Linked DNA regions of Homo sapiens: region 1 is linked to region 2. The links are chromatin loops, found by intact Hi-C in ENCODE. Cell type or tissue: OCI-LY7. All regions are shown on one strand.

Region 1 (5,000 bases), 280 kb after region 2:
GGGATTATTACAAATCCTAACCCTTCCTGTCCCCTACCACCTCCTCCCATTCACCCTAACCAAACACACACACATCCTTAAAGGTCTGGTATAAAATAATTCAGGGATCCCATTATATTCTAAAACCTTCTCCGCTGGGATAATTGGCTTTGGAACCTCCCTTTTCCCCACGACTCTCTCATATGCCAATATCTCCAACACATAGATAATTTATGAAAACAGAGTAGACACTTTTTAATAATTAAGTGATAGATAATAGGAGCTTTTAAAATAAGCTGTAAGAGCTTGGAAAAGGAATGGGGGTTAGTCATCTGCATATTTATTTGGAATGACCCAAAAGGCTATTCATTTTATACCCCATTATCTGCAACTGGAGACCCCAAGAAGTTTGCTTTCTCTGCTAGCTGGGGTATTTTCCAGCAGGCATTTGGGAGCCGCAGTCAGTGGGAGGGAGAACTGGAGAACCAGATGCCTGCCCCAATCTAAATCACCCGTATCACCCACTCTATTCTCTCCAAATTACAGTGCAAACAATAACACAGGTAAAATTAGCCAAGATACTAATTATGTAGTGCAAATGTGTAAAGGATATAGAATGATAAATGGCAAACGCAGAACATGTTGTGTCATATCTTGTAATCTCTCTGGCTACCGAGCCCAGGAACAAAGGGAGAATTGTGCTCTGTTTGTCTAACATGCTCCATATCACAAATTGGAAATCCTTCCTAATTAAGATATTGTTAAATGTCCTTTGTTAGCAGATTTTAACAATGTTAATTAGGAGGTTAGAGTGATCATTGTTCATCTAGCAAACAATTAGGGTGATTTGCACTGTAGCTTTTGAGAAACTTCTCAGCAAATCAGGAGTTTCCTCTCCACAGAGAGGGGAGCAGACCAGAGAAGGAAGAGGACAGGCAGGAGAATGGGCAATGTTTTGCCTAACATTTTTAGCTTACGGGCCAGGGTAAAGCATGAGGAATTGTTAGACATGGGCCTAGTAGCCATTGAGATATCAGTGTTGACCTTGACCTGGTGGCATCACTGTGTTTGCAGATGCGCTATTTATCCCCAGTTCAGGAAAGCCTGGTCAGAGAAAGTGTATGAAACAGCAGGAACCCCTCTCAGGAGCCTTCCAAGCTACACCTCCCCACCTAGCAAAAAACAAAGGGAAAATTTTGAGTCCCTTCAAGGGAAATTCCAGGCACCTAGCTAACCCTACAACCAGCAATTAAGGAAGTAAATGAATAACCTGCTAAGCAGGAAGATAATAGTAACTTAAACAATAGCCACCAAGTAAGCCAGAGTCACAAGATGTTTGCTTCCCTATAGAAACTAAAAGATATTATCTTGACGTATCCTTGAGCTATTTTTCAGAAACAGGAGCCCCACCAGATAGACAATGTTGACCACCGTCACATAGACCTCAGATAAGGGGGCACTGAGGACTGAACTCTAACTGATGTTCTTTGTTCTAAATTTCCTCCTGAGGTGCCTGGAGAAAGTCACACCCTCAGGCCAAAACTAAACATAGCTTTCTGCTAACCCCAAGTTTTTAGACAAAGCTTTGCTTCCTTAACCAATTGCAAATCAAAGAATCTCTGAATCCACCTCTGACCTGTAAGCCTCTGCTTCAAGATGTCCCCCTACGAAGGGCCAAACCAATGGGTAACTTCCTTGTTTTGGTTTACAATTCCTTGTATTGGCTGCATGCCTTCCTTGTCTTGGTTACGACTGCAACTATACATTTAATGCCTTTAAATGTCCATTTCAAAGTACATTTCAGGAAAGCAGAAGTTGCAATTGTAAAAACCCTTGCTTGTCATCCGTCTGGGAGTTTGAGTCCTAAGTGTTAGCTGCCCAGTTCTCCTTGCTTGGCACCCTGAAATACATGCCTCTCTTTCACTGCAAATACCAGTGGTGTTCGTTTTTGGCTTTTGGCTTTTTCTGTTCACTGAGTGGGTGACCCAAAGTTTGGTTCAGTAACACGCAGTTTTCAGGTTTCTTAATCGTCTGGTCAAGTGAGGGTATCTTCCTAAGGCAACAAAAACAATGCCACGCCAGCCATATTTCAACATTTTCTGAAGTTAGAATTTTATTATTTTTAGCAGCAGATGAGCCTGGGCTCCTTCTGCTATAGTCTCCAATCCCTGCCACTTCTATGCCCCCAACATACATCTGCATGATAAAAAACACTTGACAGTCTTTTTTCCTTTTCTTTCTTTCCTTTCCCGCTCCCCACGGCCTGATACTTGTAGAGGGATGTAAGGAGGGAGAGAAGGAAGGAAGGAGGAAGGAAGGAAGGAAGGAAGGAAGGAAGGAAGGAAGGAAGGAGGAAGGAAGGAAGGAAAAAGGAAAGGAAGAAGAGGAAGGAAGGAAGGAAGGAAGGAAGGAAGGAAGGAAGGAAGACAGGACTTTGCATTTTGCTACTTTGAAACTGGAAATACAAGAGCAAAGTATATTTTGAGAGGAGGACAGAACTGGCCATTTGAAAACTACCAGAGGACTTTAGTTGCTTTGAGAATCTCATTCTCTCTTGGCAAAGGTGCCCATGCAGAAGGAGGGCAGGCAACCCAGTGAGAAGAGGGATGGGATTGGAAATCGAATGCAAAGACTCTGAGTTCTATTCTGGGTTTCACCAATGATTTCTCATACAAACTCAGGAAGTCACTTAACTGAAAGTCACACCTGCTTGGAAATGGCACTAAGTTTCTAACCACACACACCCAACACTTGGGGAAAAAAAATCCTAATAGCTCTCGGCAGCTGCTGGGTGCCGGGCACTGTGCTAGGCGCTTTACATAAATTTAACCACAGCCAGCACTTAGCTTCAACACTGAGGGTCCTGAGGCCAATTTAAGTGGCTCTCAAGTCTCTTTTATCCTTGCGGGGCCCCATCTGCTGGGGGAATAAAAAGCCCTTTTATGTTCTACAACCTCACAGACCACCCACCCCAGCAGTTTGTGCTTTGTCACAAAAAACCCTCCATCTAATTAACAGGGCACAATTTTAATGAAATATTGAAGTAAATTATTCATGCCTGTCAGTAATCAAATATAGATGGGTCATCTTGTAAACTGTTACAACATCTGTCATTTGCTTTAAAGTACTGTAGCGTAGATAATGTGATGTCACGTACATATCAGTTACCTAAAGCCACAACCTAAGTGACAGTAATAGGAATTTACCTTGTAGGAATCTACCTTCAGCCGTGTTCTTATCGAGCAAGTTCAGAAATGGGTATTCATTGGGTATTCACTGGGGAAGCCGGTGGCATGTTCATCAGCATAATGGCTATTGTAAATGGGCTCTCACTGAGGAAATTTGATCTGAGTCATATGAAGTTCAGTATGAAGATGAACCCAGTTTTCTGTTTCTTTGCACTGGCATAAATATGTATTCAGCTGTGCCTCGGTGTTCCTGGCCTGCCCTATTTTTTCTCCTCAGTGCATCCACTGCCTAGTACAGAACAGATTTTCAACACACATCCCTTGAATGAAAGAGAAAAGCTACTCTGTCACAACTGGGGAAAAGTTAAGTAGGGTAGAAAACCCACCGACCTTTCTCAAGACCTGATGGAAAACCTTGGCAGGTGAATATTACCCCGTCCAAATTTCCAGACAGTGCTCTCAGGATTTCCTGTGTTGCCAGTAAACCTTTTACTTCCATGAAGAACCTTTGGTCGTCTTAAAGCGGGTCAACTTTTCCAGCTGTCTTTATCCACGGGCAGCACTGACGGAGACCATAAACTCATCCAAATTTAGGCACACAATAAACTGGAAGAGTGGAGAGGGTATTCAGGCTATGAAATTCTGATGGCTCATTACCATGACAAAGGTTGTAACAACTTGGACAGGAAGCCGAACAAAAGGCAGCCACCGTTCTATTTACAATTCTAGGATTGTATTTGTAATCTCTCTTTGCAGGAGAAAGAGACCGCCAGTTAAAAAAAAGACTGAAACACAATAGGAAGAGAGAGTCCACAATGCTGAGAGACACCAAAGGGATCAGAGTATGAGCACACACACTATGTGTGTATTTCTTCTCTGTGTATGTACACAGTCGATGAGAGTAAATTATTGTCATGGGTAAGGGTTTAACATTATTGACCCATGCGATGGCTTTTAAAAAATATATGCCACATGGCTGGAATGCCAATTTGAAGTGGAGAAGCATTTAGGAAAATGAATAGGCTGAGCTGGAGTATTTTCATGGAACAGAGCAAGCCTCTTTAATTTGTTCACTGCAGAGAGCCTGAGAGTAAGCCAACATTGTAACCTGCTAAGTAAAGCACCATGAACATGATTATTAATGCAGAGAAGGGAGGCTCAAGAGTTATTGTGCTGTGCAGGTTTTGGTTTCAGGAAGGCAATAATTGTTCCAAAGTCACTGACAATTTTGGTTAACAAGTGATACAAATGGATCGGGTCCGTTGGCCGTTCTCTGGGGGCCCTCCCACACCCATAGCAGCTAAACTCTGCAAATTCTGATTCATTACCTTTGACTCCCCTTTTGTTACCTATCTAGCCGGTGTCGATAGTTGGGAAGTGTGTGGTGGCAGGGACCATTCAAAAGGGCTCCCCTGCCTCACAGTCCCTGGAGCTCGAGGAGCAAAGACATTGCTTTTGTTCAGATGGAAAAGAATGAAACCCACGTTCTAGCCTATTGTCCCGCTGCAAGCCAGGCTTTTTAATTGGCATGTTGGAGTCAGTAAAGAGGTGTGCAGTGACAGCTCAGAAGTGAGGCATCATGGGGCAGCAGTGACTTCACCTCCAGTTTAATCCTGGTTGGAATTTTTGTGTGCTGTTACTGTTCCTGGCTCCTAGGAAATGTGTGTGGTTGCTGTTACTGGAGAGGCAGATAGGGCTGCACTTAGATTACAGGGTTGCACTTAATACGTTGCATTAATCCTGTGCTCTGATGCATCGATCCTTTCTTTCCCATCCACCTCTTCGGCCCCTGATAAACATGAAGAAAGTTGGTGCCTAACCACACTTCTCATT
Region 2 (5,000 bases):
CGTCTGACCTGTGTCTAGCTTATTCCTACTAAGATAGCCACGCTCTAGGAGAGCCCTGAATGGGAAAGAAGTTAGTTAGGTTTGAGTGTGTCAGTCAGGTAAGACCCAGAGGAGGCAAAAGAAAATGCATGAAATAACTGAAGCAGTGTATTATTTACAGATCCTGGAGAGAACAAGACAGCAACCTCAGGGCGAATGGGAAGAGGAGAGCTGTCTGGGACATATGTGCTCGACCAGTGGGTTGGAGACTGGGGAAGGGACTTGTGGGCCAGAGCCTTTGTTGGGATCCAGGGAATTACCCAGATGGGTTTCCCTTGAGGAGTTGTCATTGGTGGATTTAGAGCAAGCAGGCAGGAGTCCCACCAGCTAACGTTATGACTGAGAAGTGGTCGTTGAGTCATATCTGCATAGTCCGCCTGGGGTGCGGGGTCAGGGTGAGTCAAGTGGGCTGTGTCTATATGTCCCATAGGAAGTTGGCTGCCAGGAGGCAGTTGTGTAAGGCAGATACGTGGATTCATCACATTGAGGAACTGGGAGGAGGCAGAGAACTGGAAACTGTTTCACATGCTTCTGGTATGAGAAAGTCCAACTTATATTTAAAATGGATGATGAAACATAATATCTATATATATTTTTCTGAGATGGAGTTTCACTCTTGTTGCCCAGGCTGGAGTGCAATGGCACGATCTCTGCTCACTGCAACCTCCGCCTCCCAGGTTCAAGCGATTTTCCTGCCTCAGCCTCCCGAGTAGCTGGGATTACAGGCATGCGCCACCACACCCGGATAATTTTGTATTTTTTTCTTTTTTAGTAGAGACAGGGTTTCTCCATATTGGGCAGGCTGGTCTTGAACTCCCGACCTCAGGTGATCTGCCCGCCTTGGCCTCCCAAAGCGCTGGGATTACAGGCCACCGCACCCGGCCCCATAAATTTGTAAGACCTTGCTACACTTGTGTTTGACTATTTTCATAATGAAAAGTTAGAAATAAGAATGCACTCTCAGAGAAAGTCCCAACATTAAGAGAAGGTTGTGTTTAGTCCATCCCCTCGGCTTTGCCCCATGGGGACCCACCTGAACACACGCTAGCCAATGTGGGTTCTGTTTTCTGCCCTGGAGCCTGTCTGTAACAGGAAGCTCAGGAGTGAGTAGAGATGAATAGAAGGGTCAGGCCCTGTCCTCATGTTAATTAGCTATTCATCGTAAGGAATGGATTAACTGATTCATGATTTTCATAAATTTATTGGCCCTCCAGTTAATGAAGATCCTAATGCAGTATCTTTTGGCATACATCATTCCTTTGCGGGACTGGCTTGTCCCTTTCGGCAGACTGCCGAGCTTGGCTATGCAGAGAATGACAGCTGCTCACATTTTGGGCTTGAGGGAACTGGTGTGTCCTGTACAGAAGGTGGAAGGAGGCGGGAAACCTGGAGAAACAGGCTGGAAAGGGTAAAAATGTCCCAGTGAATTAATAATGCATGTGCACTTCCAGCACGCAGGCTGGCACTGAGAGGCTTGCTGTTTTCTGTCGACATCTGCACATCAGGATAATGGTTTTGAAGGGTTAACCTAGGGCTACTCTGTCTCTCCTTCCAGCTCCATCATTCTCCTTTTGCCAGCCCCTCCCTCCCCCAAAGCAGCCAGGCCATCTAATGCTTGTTGCCTCAGGGGACGGATGTGGTAGGAGGGAAAGCAAATAGCCTGGGTGCCTTTTGCTGACTTACACGTGTTTCAAAGGACTGCGCCCTTAGGGAGAAATGTCAGAGGATGAGATTGGCTCCCTACACCCGTCCTCATCCTCAAATCTAGATGAGGTTTCCCTGGGGTTAAGAAAGAAGGAAAGACAGTGGGTAAAGCATGATCTTATGGAGAGAGTAGCCTGCATTCTACTTCCTGGAGCTGGCTGCAGAGTCAGACCAGGATGGGGGCGGGGGGCCTCAGCAGACATTGCAGAAACTCCCAAGCCCCAGTGTGGCACAGGCCAGGCCAGGACGATTCCCCCCGCCCTCCACTCATCTGTGCTTAGACTGGTCAGGAGAGCCAGTGGGCCAGGAAGGCAGACAGAGGCAAAGGATGTCTCAGGGGACCTGTGGGCCAAAGGCTGCCTCAGCAGCCACCTGCACAGGCAGGTGGCAGCAAGAACCAGGTGACAGCCCCTTTGACATTGCACTAGGCTGCACTAGGCCCCCCAAGGCCGAGATGCATAGCCATTACATCAAAAACATCCCAGTGGAAGAGAGCAACAGTAGGTAGTTGTACATGATCTCATATACGTACTATCACTCAAGACAAAAACAAAACAAAAAACCACCGAAACCTCAAACCAAAATATACCAAAATATACAAACAGAAAAACCACTCTCTTCCTAAGTAAAAAAACAGACATTCTTTAGCATCCAAATGAACTCAGAAAATTAGAGAAATACAGAATAACACAAAGAAGAAAATGAAATCTACCTATCAGTTTATCAAATATATATCATTTTAATATTTTTATGCCTGTATTGTATAGATGAAAAAAATTGAACTCATACTGTATATGCCTTTTGTATCTTGTTTTATTCACTTAAACAGTGAACATTTTCCTCTTCTATTAAATACGCTTCTCTAAAACACTTTTAAAATTTAGCCAATACCTTGTATTGGTGTTTTAGGTTGTCCCAAGTTTTGTTATGTACATTATGTTTTTATGACAAATAACCCTTGGACATAAATGATTTTGCACATCTCTGTGTTTTTAAGCCATTAAATATAGTCATGTACCATGTAATGATGTGGCAGTTAATGATGGACTGCATATATGATGGTGGTACCATAAAATTATAATACAATATTTTTACTGTACCTTTTCTATGTTTATTTTTTTAATTTATTATTATTATTTTTTGAGACAGAGTCTTGCTCTGTTGCCCAGGCTGGAGTCCAGTGGCGTGATCTCTGCTCACTGCAACCTCCAGCTCCTGGGTTCAAGCAATTCTCATGCCTCAGCCTCCCGAGTAACTGAGATTTTACAATCATGTGCTACCATGCCCAGCTAATTTTTGTGTTTTTAGTAGAGACCGGGTTTTGCCATGTTGGTCAGGCTGGTCTCAAACTCCTGGCCTCAGGTGATCCGCCTGCCTCAGCCTCCCAAAGTGCTGGGATTACAGGTGTGAGCCACTGCACCTAGCCCTTTTCTATGTTTAGGTATATTTAGGTACACAAATCCTTACCATTGTGTTATAGTTGCCTACAGTATTGAGTACAGTACCATGCTGTGTAGGTTTGTAGCCTAGGATCAATAGACTACACCTTCTAGCCTAGTAGGCTACACCATCTAGGTTTGTGTAAGCTACTCTGTTGATGTTCGCACAACAATAAAATTGTCTAATAGTGCATTTCTCAGAATGTAGTCCTGTTAAGTGACCTGTGACTATATTTTTGAAAGAGTTGTTTATCCTTGTTATCTTCTGGTTGTTTTCCATTTACACTTCTCATTATCTCCTCAATACACAAACGCTGGTCCCCATCACTCTATAGTAATGGATTAGGAAGAGGATAGCATTGACCTCCAGGGTGCAAAGCCAGTGGTCTCTTCTTTGTATTAACTAATGCCCTGGCACTCTCCCTGAAACCCCTGCTCTTTTGACCTCAGGGATGCTATGATCACTTAATTTTCCTCATTCTCCCATGATTCCTCTTTTGCAGCCTCATTTGCTTGCTTATCTTTTTCACGTTCTCTTTAAACTGGCACAACCCAACATGCTCCCATCACCCCTCCTATTCTTCATCCTCTTCCCCCAAAAGGGTCCCCTATGCCTAATGTGCAGAAGACTGTCAGGCACTCCATGCGCTTCCAACAGCTCAAGGACTTACCCATTGCTTATTCTAGAGGCAACTCTGACCCAGGGTAACCCTGCACAAACCAGAGACTCATGCGGTCTAGTTTCAAAGGGAATGCTGAATTTAGGGAAACTGTCTAGCCTCCAAAGGAATTTAAAAATAACCCAAATCCTTTATTCCCATTTTCAAAGATCATCAAAAATGGAATCCAAATACAGAGTTCACAGCAAATGATTCTTCTCCTACTTTGTTCTCCATCCCAGCTTCCCCTGCCAATTATTCAGAGTCTCTTAACTCTTCAAATCCTAGAAAACGCTCTCATCCCTCTCCATCATTCCTTACTCTCATGACTTTCTTCTCCTGATTGCAGGGCTGTCACCATCTTGCACTGCCAGCTGTCCTCTCTGAAGGTTGAACTCCTAACAGAAGTTTCCTCATGTTTGTGGTAGCAGCACCTTGAGAAGTAGAGAAGACAAGAAGAAAAAAGGAGTCAGCACAGATGACAAGCTCTGCTTTTTAGTGTACATGGTCTTCCCCAGTATGCACATTCTTTTCCTATTCTTGACTTATCTCCCTTAACGATAAAATGGCCAAGTTAGAAACCCTAGACACTCTTATTCTCTTTTCTTTCTTTCTTTCTTTTCTTTCTTAAGAGACAGGGTCTCATTCTGTCACCCAGGCTGGAGTACAGTGGCACAACTGTAGGTAGCTCACTGCAGCCTGAAATTCCTAGGCTCAAGTGATTCTCCTGCCTCAGCGACTTCGGAGTGGCTGAGATTCCAAGCTTAAACCATTGTGTCCTGCACTTCTCACTTTCATGGCTGTTATCCTGGGGGTCATCAACTTTTCTAGATCTGATTACAGAAATGTCTCTTCTTTTTTCTTTATTGCTGCTGTTAAAGCTTTGATCCAGATCTTTCTCAAGTCTTAGTTATTTTAGAGTCTGTTAGCTGATTTTCCTGACATGCATCTCTCTCGGTCCTCTAATCTTCCATGTACACTGCTGCTGCTGCTGCTGTGAAGCAGATCTGGTCACCTCAGTCTCTTGGTTGACAATCTTGCATTGCTCCCCATTGCGTGCATATGGCTGAAAGTCCTTTCTTTGGCATCGACAGTCCTTCATATTGTCTTTCCTTCAGGATGTCCCTCTCATTACTCTTCTCCATGGTGCCGCAGCTCT

What was found. Hi-C counts contacts between places; a loop is a spot of excess contacts. Peaks named below come from ENCODE experiments on the same cell type or tissue, not always from the same donor. Only the 100,000 strongest peaks of a DNase experiment are listed, where the experiment ranks them.
Region 1: a loop joins it to region 2, with 6 times the contacts of the local background. A loop is called at or near these places in 1 of 110 quality-filtered maps.

What each region holds. Positions count from the first base shown.
Region 1 is chr6:14,380,314-14,385,313 of GRCh38, reverse strand. No RefSeq gene overlaps it. Among named protein-coding and RNA genes, the nearest start is that of LINC01108, 97 kb to the right of the region's middle. RefSeq lists enhancers at 3,171-3,714, 3,715-4,256 and a silencer at 4,582-4,876. In OCI-LY7, a CTCF peak has its summit at 2,894 (motif pointing left); DNase peaks (open chromatin) are centred at 1,793 and 2,733; H3K4me3 peaks cover 1,175 bases; H3K27ac peaks cover 2,395 bases.
Region 2 is chr6:14,661,484-14,666,483 of GRCh38, reverse strand. All of the region lies in intron 1 of LOC101928354 (a long non-coding RNA gene), which reads left to right. It overlaps LOC102724463 (a long non-coding RNA gene), which reads right to left. Exons shown (of 3, transcript XR_926514.4): 1 at 4,634-5,000; 2 at 4,163-4,275; 3 at 1,221-1,438. Among named protein-coding and RNA genes, the nearest start is that of LINC01108, 380 kb to the right of the region's middle. RefSeq lists an enhancer at 5,000. In OCI-LY7, a CTCF peak has its summit at 2,136; DNase peaks (open chromatin) are centred at 1,703 and 2,133; H3K4me3 peaks cover 2,061 bases; H3K27ac peaks cover 1,932 bases.